Regions from separate parts of the Homo sapiens genome. Here region 1 is linked to region 2. A link is a loop called in an ENCODE intact Hi-C map of the cell type or tissue named here. Cell type or tissue: endothelial cell of umbilical vein. All regions are shown on one strand. Each heading gives the region's core, and the rest is flanking DNA. Links, peaks and the distances in the headings are about the cores only.

The links. A loop is a pair of places that touch in the nucleus more often than their neighbours do. Peaks named below come from ENCODE experiments on the same cell type or tissue, not always from the same donor. Only the 100,000 strongest peaks of a DNase experiment are listed, where the experiment ranks them.
Region 1: it touches region 2 in a loop (6-fold over the local background); 5 of 110 quality-filtered maps call a loop at or near these places.

Annotation. Positions count from the first base shown.
Region 1 is chr17:77,994,817-78,004,453 of GRCh38, reverse strand. It overlaps TNRC6C (trinucleotide repeat containing adaptor 6C), which reads right to left. Exons shown (of 23, transcript NM_001142640.2): 2 at 185-284. The coding sequence starts at 247. Among named protein-coding and RNA genes, the nearest start is that of TNRC6C, 41 kb to the right of the region's middle. In endothelial cell of umbilical vein, for the core only: no CTCF peak of the experiment used is centred there; DNase peaks (open chromatin) are centred at 3,023, 3,943 and 4,433; H3K27ac peaks cover 2,088 bases.
Region 2 is chr17:77,826,822-77,836,458 of GRCh38, reverse strand. The region is part of intron 1 of LOC105371908 (a long non-coding RNA gene); the gene reads left to right. Among named protein-coding and RNA genes, the nearest start is that of LINC01973, 52 kb to the left of the region's middle. RefSeq lists an enhancer at 7,434-8,080. In endothelial cell of umbilical vein, for the core only: no CTCF peak of the experiment used is centred there; DNase peaks (open chromatin) are centred at 5,878 and 6,198; H3K27ac peaks cover 2,101 bases.

The DNA of each region.
Region 1 (9,637 bases), core at 2,773-5,272, 170 kb before region 2:
GTTAGACATTTACGGCTGTCACCTGTATTTATTTCACCAGTAGGATATCTATTATTCGCTAATTATAGACTTGGCATATTGATTTAAAAAGTAACAGAATGAAACCTTGTCATATAATGGCTATGATGATGCAAATGAGACACACAATGATACAAAGACAATGAAGCAGGAACTTCAGCCAAACCTTTTTCTGAGCACCTTCCTTCTTTTTCTTTTCTTCCTGCTTTTTCTTTTTCTTTTCTTCCATCAAACGTTCCTCTTCTTGTGTTTCTTGCTCTTTCTCCCTATTAAATACAAAGAAAACTAGTATAAGTTTGATGATCATGTTAAGTCAAACAATGAAAAAGCACTAGCTGCTCCAAATCTTAAGTCAGAATTTCGCATATGGTATACAGGAGGACCCTCTGAGAAGGTGCTAGAAAGGGACACTTCCCTAACAGCACTGCAGGTTGCCCTGACTTCTTCAGTAGCCGGCTGTCTCATTCATTCAGTCCACATTGTTGAACACCAACCCATCATCAGGCATTGCTGGGGATAAGGGTATGATATGGAGTAAGATACAGCTCCTACAGTCCAGCCCCTAGTCTGGTCTCGAATACCTGGGCTCAAGCGATCTCCTGCCCTGGCCTCCCAAAGTGCTGGGATTACCAGTGTGACGCACCAAGCCTGGCCATGCTTTATTTTTTCCACTTGATCTCTAGGGTTCTGAAATTTCAGGGTGATGTATCTTTTCTCCCCCATTATTTGTGCTTGGCATTTGGCTGATGCTTTCAGCTCATACCTTTCAGTTCTCTATTTTCTTGAAAACACCTTCCTTCTGTTTCTAAATAACAACATATTGAATCTCTTGGATTGATCACCTGTAACTTGTTGTTTCTCTTATGTTTTCTACTCTTTTATTGGTGCTTCTATTTTGAGGGTGCTTGATTCAACTTGATCTTCTAATCCTTCTACTGAGTTTTTTATTGTGATGTTTAAAATTGTTAACCTTCTTGTGCTCTTGAATGCTCCTTTTCCACAACACCCTGTTCTTGTTTTAGGTATGCAAAATCATCTCTATTCTTTTCTCTGAAAATCTTCTAAGTTTTCTGCATATCTTTTTTCCTTCTCTGGATGCCTCTTCCCTTAGATACTCTCTGATCTGAAAGCCTTTCCTCAACTCTGTAGTAACCCTTGGTTGTCTGTTCAGGCACTGAAATACCAATTAGGGGCTTTGTATGTATGGGATGGATTTCCTTCGCAGTGGGTTTTGCTTTAGGGATATTAGGTAGGGAACTGGCTGTTTTACCAGTCCAACCTCAAATGCCAAAACATGTAGTTTCCCCCACCTGATCACCAGGGTGCTTTATCTATAGTATTAGCTACTAGACCCTAACCACCCAGAATTGCACCACTGCTGAAATTTTAGATGCCACTATCCCGCATTCTGACCATAACTTCCTATTCTTATCACTATTTACATGGCACCTGTTCTTGATCCTCACTGAATCTTCCCATTTCCTGACTCTTCCTTTTTCTTCTAAGCTATTTTAATCACTTCTTTTCCTAGAGAGTCTACACCTCAAGTCCATCTCATATGTTCACTAATTCAATCACTGAAGAACTATACAACTAACATGTGCTATTTATTGTAGTAAGCACCAGGGACAAAAACAAGGATGGAGGGAGGTGGGGACTGATTCATTTAATAAGTATTTTCTGAAGAAAAGCTTTGTTTATTTTTGTAAACAGAGATGGCGTGCTATGTTGTCCAGGCTAGTCTCGAACTCCTGGCCTCAAGTGATCCTCCCACCTCAGCCTCCCAAAGTGCTGGGATTACAGGTGTGGGCCACCACACCCAGCCTGAACAATAGCTTTATAAGTGCTCTGGGATTATAGCAGGAAGCAAGATAAGAATACATATACTTTCAAAGATATTTACAAAAATCAGTAAAACAAATTATCGCTATTACAACAGCAACAAGTATAAAATGCAGTGAGAATTTGACAAGATGAACATCTGCATCTGCCTGGGCGCTGGCCTCCTGCAAAGGCTATTTTTCTGTTACAGTCGGGAGCCACATGTCCTGGCTTTAAATGAGATTATGAGCTTCCTCTGTCCTCTGGACTATAAGTGCCTTGGTAGGAGGACTCTTTCTCTGCGGCCCTGAGAAGAATCTGTTACTCTTCAGGGCATTTCTGGTACCAATTTCTGGTATATAATCTCAGCTGAAATTTACAGTGGAGAAAATCTGTAAGTTTTCCTTTTAAGGAAAACTTTATTTTCTGATATGATCAAGTAGTATTTAAAAAGTTACTGTCTACCTTGCACAGTGAAATTATAAACTTGGATTTGAAAAGTGTTTTCACCTATTAAAAGAAAAAAAAAACAAATGTATCAATTAAATGGAGAGTCAATTTGTATTTTTTCTAAGTTGTAAAATAAATTTATAAGTCAAGAAGCAAGGAGAATAAAGAAAAGGAATGGCCAGACTGGGAAAATTTTACTTTTTAATCACAGAACTTTTTCTTTTTAAAATTACGTTTAAATATACATGATCAACATACATTTGTAAATATAATCTTATCATGCTTCCCCCCAGGACAATATTTGCTTTCCTGTTTCTGACATGCTTGGCATCCCTTATCTACTTTCTCCCCCTTCCATATCCCTGTCAAATATCTCCTCCCCCCATGACCCACGTTAAAACCACCTAGATTCATATCTTTGTTTTTGTCCCTGCTCGTGTAACTGTATAAAAACATATATACTTAAACATTTTTACAAAGATTTTATTGGATCACTGTTGGTATAACTGGGATTATGTTATAGAAACTTTTTTGCAACTTGCTTTTCTCATTCAATACTTGCAGGGAAGGAGGATCTCCCTTCTCTCTCCCTCCCCCTACTGAGATGTCCAATCTGTTATTTCTAATGGCTCCATAATGTACCATGGTGTGAATGTTATCATATTATTCAGTCATTCTTCTATTCATACATCTTCACCTCCTTTCCAGTATACCGCCACTGCAAAGAACTCCAGCTGTCCTATCCAGCTCTGCTGAAGAGAAAAGCATCCCTTCGATTGGTGTTTCAGCTTATGTTTCAGTAGCAACGGCAACTAGGTAAGGAGGAAATCTGATATGGGCTCAACTGCTGGGCCCAGAGCAAGTTTGAAGGGCCAAATTGGATATAAATTACCTATACCTCATATGGTATGGTGAGGTATACTATAGTGGATCCCTCTGTACTGAGTTTTATTAGGAAGAAAACATTTTTTAATAACTTGGGTTTTCCCTTTGTTTCTTTCATTCTCAAATAATTTAGCAATCACAAGATTAGGAGGCTCTGGGTAGAAAAAGGAGCAACACTCATATTTTGGAGGCAGCTAGGAGGAGGAAAGGGTGAAAAGATTTCCCACAAATGGGCCTCTGTGGGTATCATTTCGGTGTTCCTAGTTAAACTGTAGATTTTCCCAGAGAAACAATAATTTATTTTTGTTTCAGAGGTTCTGATGGAGAAAGAGAAATAATGATTCAAAAGGTGAAATTATGTAGGTAGACTGAGAATCCAGCCACTTCATGCAAAACAATTCTGGATGAAAAATGTTACAAATTACCAGTCTTTTTGTTAGTTGACTACTTCCTATATTTGTAAAAGAAGAAAATTCAATAAAAGAGGGCAGGGGCCTGTTTTTGTCTTTGAGGTTTAGTTATCAGAAATTGTAAATGTTTCTCGTCCTTAGTTTCACCTACAAAGAACACCAGAGACCATACTCTGAAGTTATACTGGTTGGACTCCAATGCCATGTCATCAAAATATTCACTAATTTGTGTGTGTGTGGGGGGGGGGGGGCGGAGGGAGAAAGAGAGACAGAGAGTGTGTGTGTTACATGCCACTATTTTGAAACTGACTAATTCAATTAGAATTTCCTTTCAGTGTTTATGTTAGGAAGGGCTGGTAAAATGTTATCAGACAAAATTAAAAAGAGAAGGGGACGGAACTGGTAGGCTATGCAGTTGTCATAGAAATAGTTATGGTCTTAATTTATTCAACATGTATTTGACTATCTGCTATGTGCAGGAAGTATTTGCTAGACTTTTGTGGGCAGTATGAGAAGGATAAGACAAAATAGTCTCAGCCTTGAGCATAAAATCTAAAAGGAAAGACAAGGTAAAACTTTAATTATATTTAATACTCTATATAGACTATGGAAAGAAACAGAATAGAGAGTATGCTTGAGATTTAGAGTCACAAGGACTGGGTTCTAAAGTGAAATAAAGTCATTGGTATAGAGAAGGTCCAAAGCCTGTAAGCCAGCATATTGGATGGACTGCCTCTAAGAATGCTTAAGTCACTCAGCATGACACCTGGACTTGGGGTGGAAAAGGCGACTCATTGCCAAATGGCTCTGACCAACAGGACCAGAAGTTGTGAAGAAGACCTGTGCTTGACAGACTCTATGGTCTTCTGATTTCCACACTTTTGTATAATCCCTTCCTGTGGAGTATGAGAGAGACCAGCGACTTGCTTCTAGCCATTGAAATATGGCAAAGGTGTATGTTGTCACTCCCTGGCTGTGTTACGTAAGACTCCAACTTTCTAGCAGACTGGCTTTAGAGTCTCCCTCTTCCCTGCTGGCTTTGAAGAAACAAGCTGTCATGAATCCTACTGCTGCAAGGAACGGCATTCAGCCAGCAGCCTGAGGAAGCCTGGATACCAATCGCTACCCAGCAGAGCCTCCAGATGAAAACAGCTCCTGGCCTTGACTGCACAGCTTTGCAGAGGGCCCAGGTAAGTACAGCCTCCTGAACCCATGGAAACCATGCAATGGATGTGCACTGCTTTAAGCCACTACATTTAGTGGTATTTGTTACGCAGCATAGCAAACTAAACCAGGTAGTGATGGAGTCAGGCCTTCTGGGTCTGGGCAAGATGGATTATGCCAGCTACAGCCTCTCTCCTGCCAATTACAACAACAACAACAACAACGAAACTGGACAAAGTATAATATAAACACAAACACATAAATAATGAAAAGTAACAAAAGTAGGTGGTTTGGGAAGAGGAGTTAAAATGTAGGGAAGGCAATCTGTGTGGGGGTGACTTTCTCATTTCCTTTTCTCAAACCTTTGCCCAGGGAGTGGGCCCCAATCACAGCCATGCTGTAGCAGGCATGGCACTGACACCTACAACCAAGAGAAACCCATCTTTCGCAGCAGAGGACTAAAGAAAGGAGCACCTGTGAGCTGGACGTATCCCAGGAGAGTCAGGGATCCCAGAGAGAAATCAGCTGGAAAAGGGAATCTCCCAATTCTGTGTACAAACCTTCACCATTTTGGGCTCACCTTTGAGTTATGCATTTATGGGGCAGACTCAAAACAGCAGAACAAAGGCTGTGAGATCTGAACTACGATGTCAACACCCCCCTGCCCCAAGCCTCAGACTAACTCCTACATGTGGGCCAGGCCCAAAGCAGCATAGTGAGAGCCTAGTACTGAGCTGACACTGGAAGCCTTGAACCTACCCAGGCTGATTGCCTGCTAAAACAAAAACAAAACAACAAACCAGTGTTTTCTAGAAGAGTCTGATAGTACTAAAAGTCTATATGACATACTCAAAACGTCCAGGATAAAATCCAAAATATCTCCTCATACAAAGAACCAGACTATGTGGCCAACTGTCAGGGCGAAAGACAACAGACATCAATGGCCAAATGACCCAAGTTTTGGAATTATCAGACAATGGCTTTAAAGCAGTTATTATAACTATGCTCCAGGAGGCAAATAAAAATACACTTGAGTAAACAAATAAAAGTTTAGAACTAAAAAACTAAACCATCTGAATTTAAAACTTCATTGGATAGGCTCAAGAGAAGAATGGACATGAAAGAGGAAAGAGTACGTGAACTTAACAGAGAAAAATTACTGAATTTGGAAAACAAAGAGACTGAAAAAAATGAACAGTACCTCGGGGACCTGAAGGATAATACTAAAAGACCCAACATTCATTTCACTGGAGGCCCAGAGGTGGAGAAGGAAGATCAGTGAAGAAAAAAATATTTGAAGAAATAGTGGTGAAAAACTTCCCATATTTGGTGATATACATAAATTTATAAGTCAAAAAGCTCTGTGAATACCAAACAAGATAAACTCAAAGAAAACTATACTTGGATATAACGTATACTAAATGTAAGCAGCCAAACTCAAAAGACTATGTCACGTAGGGTCCACTTATATAACAGTCTTGAAAAGGCAAAATTGTAGAAACTGAAAATAGACCAGCAACTGTCGGTGGGAGGAAGGGTCTGGCCACAAAGGGGCAGTGCAAGGGAGTTGTTTTGTTGGGCGACAGAATTATTCTGCATCTTCACGTGATGATGGTTATATGGTTGTATGTGTTTGTTAAAACTCACGTAACTACACACCACAGAGTGAATGGTACTGCAAATAAACTTTAAAAAAAGTGAATAAAAGGAATGACAGGAAACAAAATTTAAAAAAATTATAAAATGGTTGTCGGCCAGGCGCAGTGGCTCACGCCTGTAATCCCAGCACGTTGGGAGGCCGAGGTGGGTGGATCACGAGGTCAGGACATCGAGACCATCCTGGCTAACACGGTGAAACCCCGTCTCTACTAAAAATACAAAAAATTAGCCAGGCGCGGTGGCAGGTGCCTGTAGTCCCAGCTACTCGGGAGGCTGAGGCAGGAGTGGCATGAACCCAGGAGGCGGAGCTTGCAGTGAGCTGAGATCGCGCCACTGCACTCCAGCCTGGGTGACAGAGCGAGACTCCATCTCAAAAAAATAAAAAAAAAAAACAACGTTATAAATGGTTATGGTGAAAAGGGTTCAGGATAATGTTGAATCCTTCCCTCATGCCTCCGCTCCACCCTGATTCCTGGCCTGATGAGAAGTGGTTTCAATGAAGTGCAGACAGTATGTGTTGGGGGCATTGAGGAGGGTGCAGAGCTAAAGATAAAGGTCTTTGTTAACCAGAGGACCATGCACCACAAGGCAGGGGGAAAAGATCTGGAGAAAAGGATGAGGAAACTTCAGAGCAGCACTGGGATTTGATTACTAGTTAGGAAGAGATGACAGCAGGGACCTATACTTCGGAAGGGTGGTGAAGAATCACGGAGATCGTAAGAGAGGTATGACAAAATCAGCTGGTCTCAGGTATTTCAAAGGAACCCTGATATTATTTTCATTTTAGAGTTAATACAGACTTCAGCCCCAGGATTTAATTCTCGAGACTCACTATCATGGCTCAAACAAAACAAGACAAAGCCCCGCAGCCCAGTATGGAGTTACCGCAGCCTGAACTGACCACGCTTCTTAAGAAACGCGTCTCTTGGCCTCTCACCTTTTCAGCATCTTATGGTGCTTCTTGTCTAGCCACTGACACAGGTATTCCACCTCCTTGCTTCACCAATGTCTTTCTATATTATCTTCTTCCATTTGGCTTTTTATCACAGAACAAGTAATGCTTCTCATTTTGGTTGGCTGTCTCTGTGAAATAAGGTTGATGAACTGTCTGTTACTCTGCCACTCAGCTTCCTTTCCTCCTCTCACTGGTATCTGTATCCTGATTTTCCTCTCACCCACAATCTGTGGACTTCTAGGGGCAGTGGCTCCAGGGATCCATTTTGTGTCTGACTAATCGAAGGGCACAGCATCCCCTGGGCCACAGTGCTCAGATTCAGGGATGACCCTGGATGTGAACCAAACAGAATCAGAGGGCTGGAAGTTACTGCAACCATCTTTCAACCAGAGAGAGCCAAAAAATGAAGCCAACACCAAAGAAGGGAACTAAGAAATGGAGAGAAAAACTAAGTGTCTGTGAGGTATGCCCTCTTGAGTTCAGGAATAAGTTGTTTTTGCAGCCTGGTATCTCAGTGCTTTGCCGTCCCCTGACCAAGGGGTGAGCATGAGACTCACAGTAGGCCAATCAAGACATATCTTGGAATAGGAACTCTGAATTGAAGTGGCAGACACCTGGAGTGGATTCACCGCACTGACTGTGCCCTACAAAACCTGCCATCAGTGCCTGCTACCTGGATTCTCTAGGCTGCACGGGTTGTGTCCTAGTTTTCCAGCTTGTCCTTCAATTTTGTCATCTACCTCACTTCCTTCCAAATGTTCCTCTTTTTTTTCTCCTTAAATTTGTACAGTTGCTTCCCACTGTCTGTAACCAAGGAATCTTGATAATGTAGTTTATCAACAATCTATTTATTTAAACCTCGGCTTACTCAGTAAGCACTGACTGGCTGCAGCATTATTTGATTACGATTTGTCTTAACTAAGTAGGTTCAGTAAACACTTTTACCACTATAAAAATTACTTTAGTATTGCCATATTAACATGTCCATTACAAATATGGGAGGATTGTTGTTTGTTTTTGAGACAGGGTCTCACTCTTTCTTCCAGGTTAAAGTGCAGTGGTATGATCACAGCTCACTGCAGCCTCGAACTCCTGGGCTCAAGCAACCCTCCCACCTCAGAATCTTGTGTAGCTGGGACTACAGGCACAGATCACCATGCCTGGCTAATTTTTAAATTTTTTGTGGAGACAGTGTCTTGCTGTGTTGCCCATGCTAGAAGTATGGGAGTTTTAAGTACCACGTTGTGAAAACCTTTTCTTGATTTCTGAGTTTAAAGTCACCTCAAATTAAGTCAGAAAATGACAGTATAATTTTACTAGCACTCCACTTTCAGTCAACTATATAATGACACGTGTGTGTGTGTGTGTGTACTTTAAATGTGCTAAAGTAACAGAAGAAAATCTCCAATCAGTCTCTCAGATACAGTAGTCCTTGCTGGTACATCCTGGCCTATGTGTTACAGAGTGGTTATTAATAATGCTTGGGATTTCATTGTTTGCAAGAAATCTTAGGAATATGTATTCTGTAACCACTGATAAGCATAATGCTTTTCCCAAAAAACTACTTAGGAGTTTGGAGGTGGGGATTTATTGCCTCTCAGTGCCAAACTCTGCTTTTTGCCTGCTCTGTGAAAATGGATCTGTGACCTTTAACTATTTTTCCTTTGCCAGCTGGCATGATGTTCAGCTTTTTCAGTACAGGGCACTAGAGACATAGCAGGAGAAGAGTTCTGCCTCCTGGCTAGAGGGCTCCCTGGCAGGATCCTGCAGGCACACTCCAGCCATGTCGCCACCCCTGCACACACAGTGCCTCTGGTGAGATGCCTTCCCACGAACTGCTTTCAAGTTCCGTCAACACAGCATCATAGTGACTTCTCTGCCACCCCGTGAGCCATGGCTGTGATCTCTCACTGGATGTTCCACCTCAGGCTGGGGGCAGGGGTCTCCTCCTTATATCTGCTATTCCTGAATCCTCTAAGGCTTTCTTTATTCTGACTAGCCAATCCCTCATTATTCTAATCCCATTACAGTTAACAATTCTTGACAGTCACCTTTCCCTGTTCACATAACTGTATGGTTTCTCTCTCTTGGCTGATAGAGGAGCCCATAAATTAGAGCTTATTTCAATCCTATCAATAAACTGGAGACTTTTAAATACTGTCACACCAATCAATCAATAAAATTCACAGATGTGCCTAAATGAAAACATTACATCAAAGTATAAAACAACAAGCTGTATTTAACCAATAGCACAAAGACCTGAAATATCAACCCT
Region 2 (9,637 bases), core at 4,562-7,061:
AGACGGTTTCACCATGTTGGCCAGGCTGGTCTCGAACTCCTGACCTCAAGTGATCGGCCTGCCTTGGCCTCCCAAAGTGCTGAGATTATAGGTGTGAGTCACCACGCCCAGCCGAGTCCTGGGAACTTCCGAGTCGGTCTCAAAGGAAAATGGGCAAGGCCAGAGTTGGCTTGGAGGAGAATGTAGGGTCGAGGGTAGACAGGGACAGCTGCCCCCTTTCCCTCCCTGTTCCTGCTGGACATTCCAAATACAGAAACCCTTAAATGCTCCATCCTCCAGCTCTTACCCACAGAGCTTGAAAGACCACCAATTAGTGTGGTGGTCTTTCAAGCTTGCTAAAGGATCATTTCAAAATTTTTTTTAAAAAGTTTTTTTTTTTTTGCTGGGCACGGTGGCTCACCTCTGTAATCCCAGCACTTTGGGAGGCCGAGGTGGGTGGATCTTGAGGTCAGGAGTTCAAGACCAGCCTGGCTAACATAGTGAAACCCTGTCTCTACTAAAAATACAAAAAATTAGCTGGACGTGGTGGCAAGCGCCTGTAATCCTGGCTACTCAGGGGGCTGAGGCAGGAGAATCACTTGAACCCAGGAGGTGGAGGTTGCAGTGAGCTGAGATCACGCCATTGCACTCCAGCCCGGGGGACAGTGAAAGACTCCATCTCAAAAAAAAAAAAATTTTTTTTTTGAGATAGGGTTTCACTCTGTGGCCCAGGCCAGAGTGCAGTGTTGGAGCCATAGCTCACTGCAGCCTCAAACTCCTGGGCTCAAGCAATCCTCCTGCCTCAGCCTCCCAAGTAGCTGAGACTAAAGGTGTGTACCACCATGCCTGGCTAACTTTCTAATTTTGTAGAGGTGGGGTCTTGCTCTGTTGCCCAGGCTGGCCCCTAACTTCTGGGCTGAAGAGATACTCCTACTTCAGCCTCCCAGATTGCTTGAATTACAGGTGTGAGTCAACACACCCAGTGGATAATTTTGATAAAAGGTAAGATCTTGAGTCTCATACAAATATAAAATGAATACGTGCCAGTGATTTCATTTAACTTGTTAATTAAGGAAGATACCAGTGCAATGTTACAACTGGTTCAAAGAACCTCACATACATAGGCAGTAAGGAATGCTGAAGTCAATTCACAAACACGCAACAGGGCAACAGTCAATTGCATTCTGCAGGATACTCCGCTGTATTCAACCACATTCCACTGGATGCAATTCATTTGTGTTGCTATGGATAAGGGCCATTTGCATGATTATGAGTTTCCTACAACTTGCAGAGTGGCAAAATAGCTCAAAGACAATGAAAAATGAAGATAACCTCAAAAGGTGTGCTAGATAGATACCCATTCATCTTTTTTGCCTATTCCAAGGTCTTGCACTATTTTCCCTGACACACTTGTCTTCCTCCAGGCCTCCAGTTAAGGGGGGCAATGAAGAAATGGGGCTAGGGGAGGCAAGGACAGAGGGGGCTCCTGGGGGCATGCAGCCCCTGTAGGAGGAAGGGCTGATTGGGGTAAGGAGCTCAAAGAGGCTCCCCCACTTGGGAATGGGGTTGCTTTGGATGGCAAGAGGGTGGGAGGAGCTGGCAGAAGAGAGGGGTCTGGGACCATCCTTCACCTGCTCCATGGTTTTGCCTCTGGTCAGCCTGGTCCGTTTTGTCCCCCTGCCTTAGAGAGGCCAAGAGTAACTGCTACTTAGTTCTTATCTGTTCTGAGAACCTTCTCCCAGTGGGGTGGTCAGGGCAAGCGTGGGAGGAGCTACGCCAGTCACAGTAGGCTCTGCTGAGGCTGATGAGTCACTCAGCAGCCAGGAGGACTGCCGCAGCCAGCGAGACTTAGGGCAGCTTCCCTTCTGCCAGGGACTGGGGCGAGCGTGAGGAGCCCTGAGCATTTGGCTTTCCTTTCCTGGCATTCCAGAGGCCTAGGTAGGAAAGCCTCGTGGGATCTCAGGGCTGGGAGGGTCCGCAGAGTCATCTCAGAGGCGTGACCACCCTGCAGTATCCTCCAACAGAACCTTGGGGTTTGCATGGAGATTCTGGCCGGGGAAGATGCCTCCTGAGAACAGGGTGCAGCTTTGGAGGTCACCCAGGGAGGGAGGTTGGGAGCGCTGTCTGGACAGATCAGCCCAGTCAGCTCCAGTTATGGTTGAGTGACAGGCAGCAAAAGGTCCTTTGACTTCAGAGTCAGGAGCACTATTGCATCCCTGGGGCATTAGACTGATCCCCAAAGTGCAACAGAAAGCAGAACATGCTAGATCCCAGACTCTATAGGGACCCCTTATTTGTAGTGGGAAGATTTTTTCAATCAGCTGCTGGGGTGGTGGGGGCAGGGGGAATGGGGGACTGGGATTCCCCAGACAGCGAGGTAGGGGAACAACCTAACAGGTGAGCTGCCTTCTGTCGGGGAAGGTCTGATTACCTGCTGAACACGGAGAGGCTGAGGCTGCTACCATTCCCACCACACTCCTTCCCACACAGCTTTCTGCTCTTTCTCCCATGCAGGGCTCAGCCTCCCATCTGAATCGATGTTCAATGAGTATTATCACATGTCAGATCAAAGAGACAGTAATCCATCATTTTACCCATGGGGCCAAATTAAAACCTGCCAGGGAAAACCCCAAAGTCTTAGTCTTGAACTGAGTCCTCTTGTGCTATTCTCCAAAATTAGTTTTCCAGTATTCGAATGCCTCCTGTGATGAGGACCTCAGCAACCTTCCAACAGCAGCTGACGATATCTTGAGGCAGCTATGAGACTGAAAATCCATATTCCTAGAGCTTTCACTCACTCATCTTAGCTTTATCCCTCGTGAATGATGGCATCCCCTCCAGATTCCCATTGAAACTTAATCCTAGTGCAAGAGTATTAAGAGGTGTGTCCTTTGGGAGGTGATTGAATCATGAGGGCCCCACCTTCATGAATGGCATCAGCACTATTATATGGGTCCTGAGATTGAAGGGAGTGCTCTCTTGCCCTTCCACCTTCTGCCATGTGAGGGTGCAGCCCCAAGGTGCCATCTTGGAGAGACAGCAGCCCTCACTAGACACCAACGCAGTGCCTCGATCTTGGACTTGCCAACCTCCGGAACTGTAAGAAGAGTCTAAGGTGTTTTCTTATAGAAGCACAAATGGGCTAAGACGAGGCCCACAGAGTGCATCTATTTCTTTTTTTTTTTTTTTTTTTGAGACAGAGTCTCGCTCTGTTGCCCAGGCTGGAGCGCAGTGGCACCATCTCGGCTCACTGCAAACTCCACCTCCTGGGTTCAAGTGAGTCTCCTGCCTCAGCCTCCTGAGTAGCTGGGATTACAGGCACGTGCCACCACGCCTGGCTGATTTTTGTATTTTTAGCAGAGATGAGGTTTCACCATGCTGGTCAAGCTGGTCTTAAACTCCTAACCTCGTGATCCACCCACCTCAGCCTCCCAAAGTGCTGGGATTACAGGCATGAGCCACCGTGCCTGGCCTCGAGTGCATCTGTTTTCTTTGTAGCAGTGCAGCCCCTAGCATTCTTGAAGAGAGGCTTTTGTTCCTCCTGAGTTTGTCTTCTCCAGTCCTAATAATTTTTCAAGAAGCCTGATTTCAACCTTTACCTTCCTAGTTAGTTCCCTGTGATATGATTTACTCTCTGCTCTCCTGTTCCTCCTTTTACCAAAACTAAATAATAGGCCAGAGCAGTGATCCTCAACCTTTTTGGCACCAGGGATCATTTTCGTGGAAGACAATTTCTCCATGGACTAGGGGCAGGGGATGGTTTCGGGATGATTTAAGCGCATTACTTTGACTGTGCACTTTATTTCTATTATTATTACATTGTAATATACGATGAAATAACTATACAACTCACCATAACGTAGAATCAGAGGGAGCCCTGAGCTTGTTTTCCTGCAACTAGATGGTCCCATCTGGGGGTGATGGGAGACAGTGACAGATCATCAGGCGTTAGATTCTCACAAGGAGCGTGCAACCTAGATCCCTCACATGTGCACAGTTCACAATAGGGATTGTGCTCCTTTGAGAATTGAATGCCGCTGCTGATCTGAAAGGAGGCAGAGCTCGGGGGCAATGGGAGTGATCAGGAGCGGCTGTAAATACAGATGACGTTTCACTCGCTCACCCACAGCTCACTTCCTGCTGAAGCTCCAATGTCCAGTAGTCCCCCGGGGCTGGGGACCCCTGGGCTAGAGGGTGTCAGGCCAGAGTGGAGGAGAGTGAGTTATTCTCATCTCCTTTCTTAAGGAGACAGTACTTTTGGTAATGGAGCCCAGGTGTATTAGTCAGGGTTTTCCAGAGAAACAGAACCAGTAGGATATATACAGATATGTAAGAGAAGACTTATTATGGGAATTGGCTCATACGATTATGGAGGCCAAGAAGTCCCAGGAAATGCTGTCTGCAAGCTGGATGACCAGGAAAGCCTGCGCTGTAACTCAGCCTGGGTCCGAAGACCTGAGAACGAGGCGGGGGCAGGAGGCGGGTGCTGGCATCGGCCCAGGAGAAGCTCCAATGTCCAGTGTCCGAGGGTGGGAGAAGATGGTTGTCCCCGCTCCAGCAGAGAGAAAATGTGCTTTTCCTCTGCCTTTGTGTTCTGTTGGCTCCCAATGGATTGACTGATGCCCATCTACCTTGGTGAGGGCAGATCTTTACTGATTCAAATGCGAATCTCCTGGAAACATTGTCACACACTCTCCCGGAAATAATGTCTGGCATTCCTTAGCCCAGTCAAATTGACACTTAAAGTTTAACCATCACACTGAGACTACATCAGCAGCCCGGGTGCACGGCTGACTCAGAGTGAGCCAATTCCCTTCAACAAAACAAAAACCTGCACAGCCGTCCGTAACCATGGGGAGCACACTGGTTTTCAATCAGAGGCAAACCAGGACTTTTGAAGATAAATCCAGTCCCATTAAGCCGGACATCTGGAAAGAAGCAGGATACATTTGTGTGAAAGAGGACAGAGAAGCAGGTGGCTAGAGCATCGCCACCCCTCCCAACTTATTTTGGATTCCCTCCGAAGCAGACTCTGACTCAAATACTTGAGTTCCAGTAGTTTATTTGGGAGGTGATCCCAGGGGCACAGGCAGGGGCGTGAGAAATGAGCCGGGGAAGGGAAGGACCTTTGCACACAAAAAGTGGGCTGTGAAGCCGGTTACCACTGCAGGTGGCTGGAGCGCAGTCCTGCCAGAACCTTTGGGAGGCAGGTGGAGGCTCATCCCTCAGGACCCAGGGACCTGGGGCATTCATGCACCAAACCCTGCTGGGCTTTGACTGAGGGCTGCTTTGGCTGGGGGCAGGTGTTGCTTCCCTGGCACTTCTGGTCTGCTGCGCTCGTGGCCAGAGAAAGAGGCGCAGGCGCTGGCAGTGGGAGCTCAGTCAGCAAGCCCGGAAATGGAATGGGCTGCGGGCAGTGCCCGCACCTGCACCTTCCCCTTCGGCCCTGTATACAGCCCCGTTGGCCTTTGCCTCACTTCTGCCTTGGATTTCTCTGGAGGTGGTGGGAGGGGTGAACGTCTCCTGTTCTCTCCTCCCAGCATTTCAACTTACTATCGGCCCAGGCGTCAACCCTACCCACCCCTACCTGACCTCCCCAAATAGCAGAGACAGATGCTTGAAGACATCACCTGCCTGGGACAGGGAAGCAGGGAGCCAGGATGTGCCGAGCTGGGCCAGGCTGGGAAGGGACACTGGCCTGGGCACAGCAGGGTGCAGCCATCCACCCACAGGCTGGGGTAGGGGATCAAAAGCCAGTTACCCCCAGGGCCTTCCAAGAAGGGGAGAAGAGGGCCCATCTCCAAGAGTGGCTTCCCCCTCCTCCCAGCACTGTGACTCAGAGGAGGCCGGAAAGGGAAAATAGAACGCCCACAGCTCAGCGGCTTTCACGGTGAGCCTGAGTGGGCTGGTTCTCCAAGGAGAGGGAGGGAGGATAAACTTTAGGACTGACGGAGCCTTGGAGGCTGCAGAGACTCAATGACAACTTTTCAGAATCAGAACCCTAACTTGTGTGTCCAGAGGGGTGGGTGGGGTCCGGAGGTGGTCCTGGGTCATGGCTGTGCACTGGGGCCCTCTCTCCGGGCCCCTCCTGCTCACGCCCAGGTCGACTGGTCCTGCCTCTTTTTTGCTTTGGCTTCAAACTCCAACAAGGCCTGGGCCTTCTGAGCAGGAAGCGGGAAGGCCTTCTTTAGCTAAGGAGGAGAGAGGATTTGCCAGGCACAGCATCGGTGGCCAGGCCAGGCGAGGGCTTAATCAAGAGAATAACAATTCCCCAGGGGTGGGGGAGGCTGTTCCCATTTTAATTTTTTCCTTTTGGCAGAAACTAACTTTTCTGTAAAAACAATGAAAAATCAGGGTGGAGTTTCCTCTGCCCCACCCCCCCGCCACTCAGCACTCCTGGGAGGAAAGGTTTGTTACTGGGGCAGAGGGAGAAGGGACCGGCTCTGGGAGAGGTGCCCTGCTGGGCTGGGCTGAGTGGGTGGGCCGGTGCCCCTCCTGATCAGGACTTCCAGGGATGGAGTCTTCCAGGGTCTGCTGCCTGCTTGTGTCCCCAGCTGTGCTGAGGCCCTGTCAGCCTCACAGATGGCCCCATTGTGGCTTAGACTGCGGCTTTCATTCTGGGAAGGTTACTGTTCCTTCCCAGGGACTGGCCTTCCTGAGCAATGCTCCTGGTGACCATGTGGAGAGACAGGGAGCTGAAGAAACGAGGGCAGCCCCCTCTGTGCTGGGACAGAGGCTTCTGTGAGCAGGCACCTCTTCCCATCCTCCCTGTGTTTGGTACATTTAGGACCCCAAAGCCAAGGTGGTCGACATGTGATGCACAGCCTGAAGCTCTTTGCTGGCCTTATCCCTAGAAGCTGCCTTTGAGCTGCCTTTCCTGGGGACCACAGGCTCTCTCTGAGCTTCCTGAGTGTTCACTTTGTACCTTTGCACGTCTGCACTGAAGCTGGTGCAGTAGCAGACACCTGTGGTCCCAGCTACTCAGAGGCTGAGGCGGGAGGATCACTTGAGGCTAGGAGATCGAGGCTGCAGTGAGCTGTGATCACGCCTGTGAATAGCCACTGCACTGTCCAGCCTGGACAACATAGCAAGACTCTGTCCTGGAACAGGTGAGGGTCAGTGAAGGAAGGCAAATGCACACACGAAAGCATGCACATGCACACACACGTGCATACACGCACATGCATGCATGCACACATGAACACATGCGCACCCCACATGCATATACGTGGACACACATGGGTGCACGCACACCCCCACATGCATATACATGCACACACACAGGCACACATGGATGCACACACACGTACATGCACACACATGCACACATCATACATGCACACACGCACACACACGAATGCATACACACCCCACATGCATATACATGCACACACATGGATGCACACACGCATGGACACACACACACCCCACATGCATGTACGTGCATACACATGGACACACACACACCCACATGCATATGCATGCACACACATGGGCACACATGGATGCACACACGTACATGCACACACATGTACACATCATACATGCACACACGTGCACACACACAAATGCATACACACCCCACATGCATATACGTGCACACACATGGATGCACACACGCATGGACACACACACACCCCACATGCATGTACGTGCATACACATGGACACACACACACCCCCACATGCATATACATGCACACACACGGGCACACATGGATGCACACACACGTACATGCACACACATGTACACATCATACATGCATACACGCACACACACACGAATGCATACACACCCCACATGCATATACATGCACACACATGGATGCACACACGCATGGACACACACACACCCCACACGCATGTACGTGCATACACATGGACACACACACACCCCACATGCATATACATACACACACGGACACGCTCACACACATGCACACACATGAACGCACGCACACCCCACATGCATATACATGCACACACATGGGCACATGCACACACATGCACACAGAAGCCCTCACACACACAGGCACACACGCATACACAAAGCCTCCCTGCCTGTTCCTGTCGTCAGTGGAGCCGAGTGAGAGAGCAGGTGGAGAGGGCAGAGGCCTCCAGAGGCTGAGTGAGGGGCTTGCGGACCCTGAGCTGACTTGGGAGAGGAGGCACCGCCAAGCTCACGGCCACCTCAGAAGCCTCCCACAGACATTGTTCTTTGTTTTCATTACAGGAAGATCTCAATTAAAATAATTACAGTGACAACAAAAAAAATCACAGAAGAGAGACAGAAAAAAGGAGTTCAGTTAAATGCAAATATATTCAGAATGATGTTATGAACTCAGCTCGCCCCTGTAAAATTACCCATTAACCATTACACGCTAATTATCCACCTTTTTATTGTTTTAGAAAGGAAGAGATTCATTCTCCTTCCAGCTGAACAGACATCCAGAAAATGATGCCTGGCTCTTCAGGGTGGACCAAATGCCCCACCTTTTGATTAAATTATAAGGACCCTGGGATTGTTTTGCAGAGCTGAGAGCTTTGCCTTAAAAAACAAACAAACCAACAGAACTGAGTCATGGTTTTCCATTATAGAGATCTTTCACCCTTTTTTTCCCAATAGGGTGATTTGTAGTGGAAGCCCAGGCACCTGTTTGGGGTCTGTCTCCACCTGCAGTGATGCCGGGGCCGGGGAGGGTCTGATGCTTTTTATGAATTGCATCGTTTCCCTCCGCAGTAGTGGTGGATTCAGTTCTCTTCCTCTGCCTGGTGGGCTGCTCTTGGCACCAGCTCCATGCTGAGCCAGGGACGTTCAGTCCTTGTTGCTGCATCAAGGATGGGGGTGGGCACCCTGCAGCCCAGGCCTCAGGTAATGGGCAAGGTAGCAGGTGAGGGGGAAGGCTGGATATCTGGGGTCAGGCAGGACCAACCCTTGTGTCTGTGGAGGAGACTCACTCTGGAGTCCCAGAGCAGTCCTGTTTTCAAAGTCAGCTTCACCTGCAGGATGTGGATTTCCTGCCATTTTGACATTCAGATGGAATCCTTCAAACCCCCTTGTGTATCTAGCAAGAGCCCAGAAATCCTTTGTCAAACCACGTGTTTCAATTTTGGGTGCGGAAGATGTGATCACTCCACTCACGGAGCAGGGTGGGGCGGGAGGCTGTGGAGAGGAGGGGAAAGCTCTGTCTCAGGTGCTGTCTGCATGTCACCCTATGGCTCCCCTTCCCAGCAGTTCTGGGGGTGGGGGCGGTGTCATCCCCTCTGCGGAATAGACAAGCAAACCTCAGGCCTGGGAGGGTGGCTTGTTCAAGGCCAGGCAACTGTAAGTGCTGTTTTCCATCCCAGGTCTGTGAAGCCCCCAAGCTCACGATCCTGCCCTGCTCTGAGAGGCCTCTCAAGGACACTGTTGCATGGTCTGGGAAATTGGGGTGGGTGTGTGGGTGGGTGTCTGAGGCCCTGAAGGTCCCAGGGGCCATCTCTAGCAGATGCCAGCAATGAAGGTTCCCAAGAGTTGGCAGTGAGGTCTCCTTGACGTGGGAAGCGGCGGGGGGTGGGGGTGGGGGTTGCGGATAGAGATGATCACAGACACCCTGGGGGTCTAGGAATTCCTGGCTCGGGGAAGCCAGCCTCTGCTTCCTGAGTGGGGGCAGTGATGG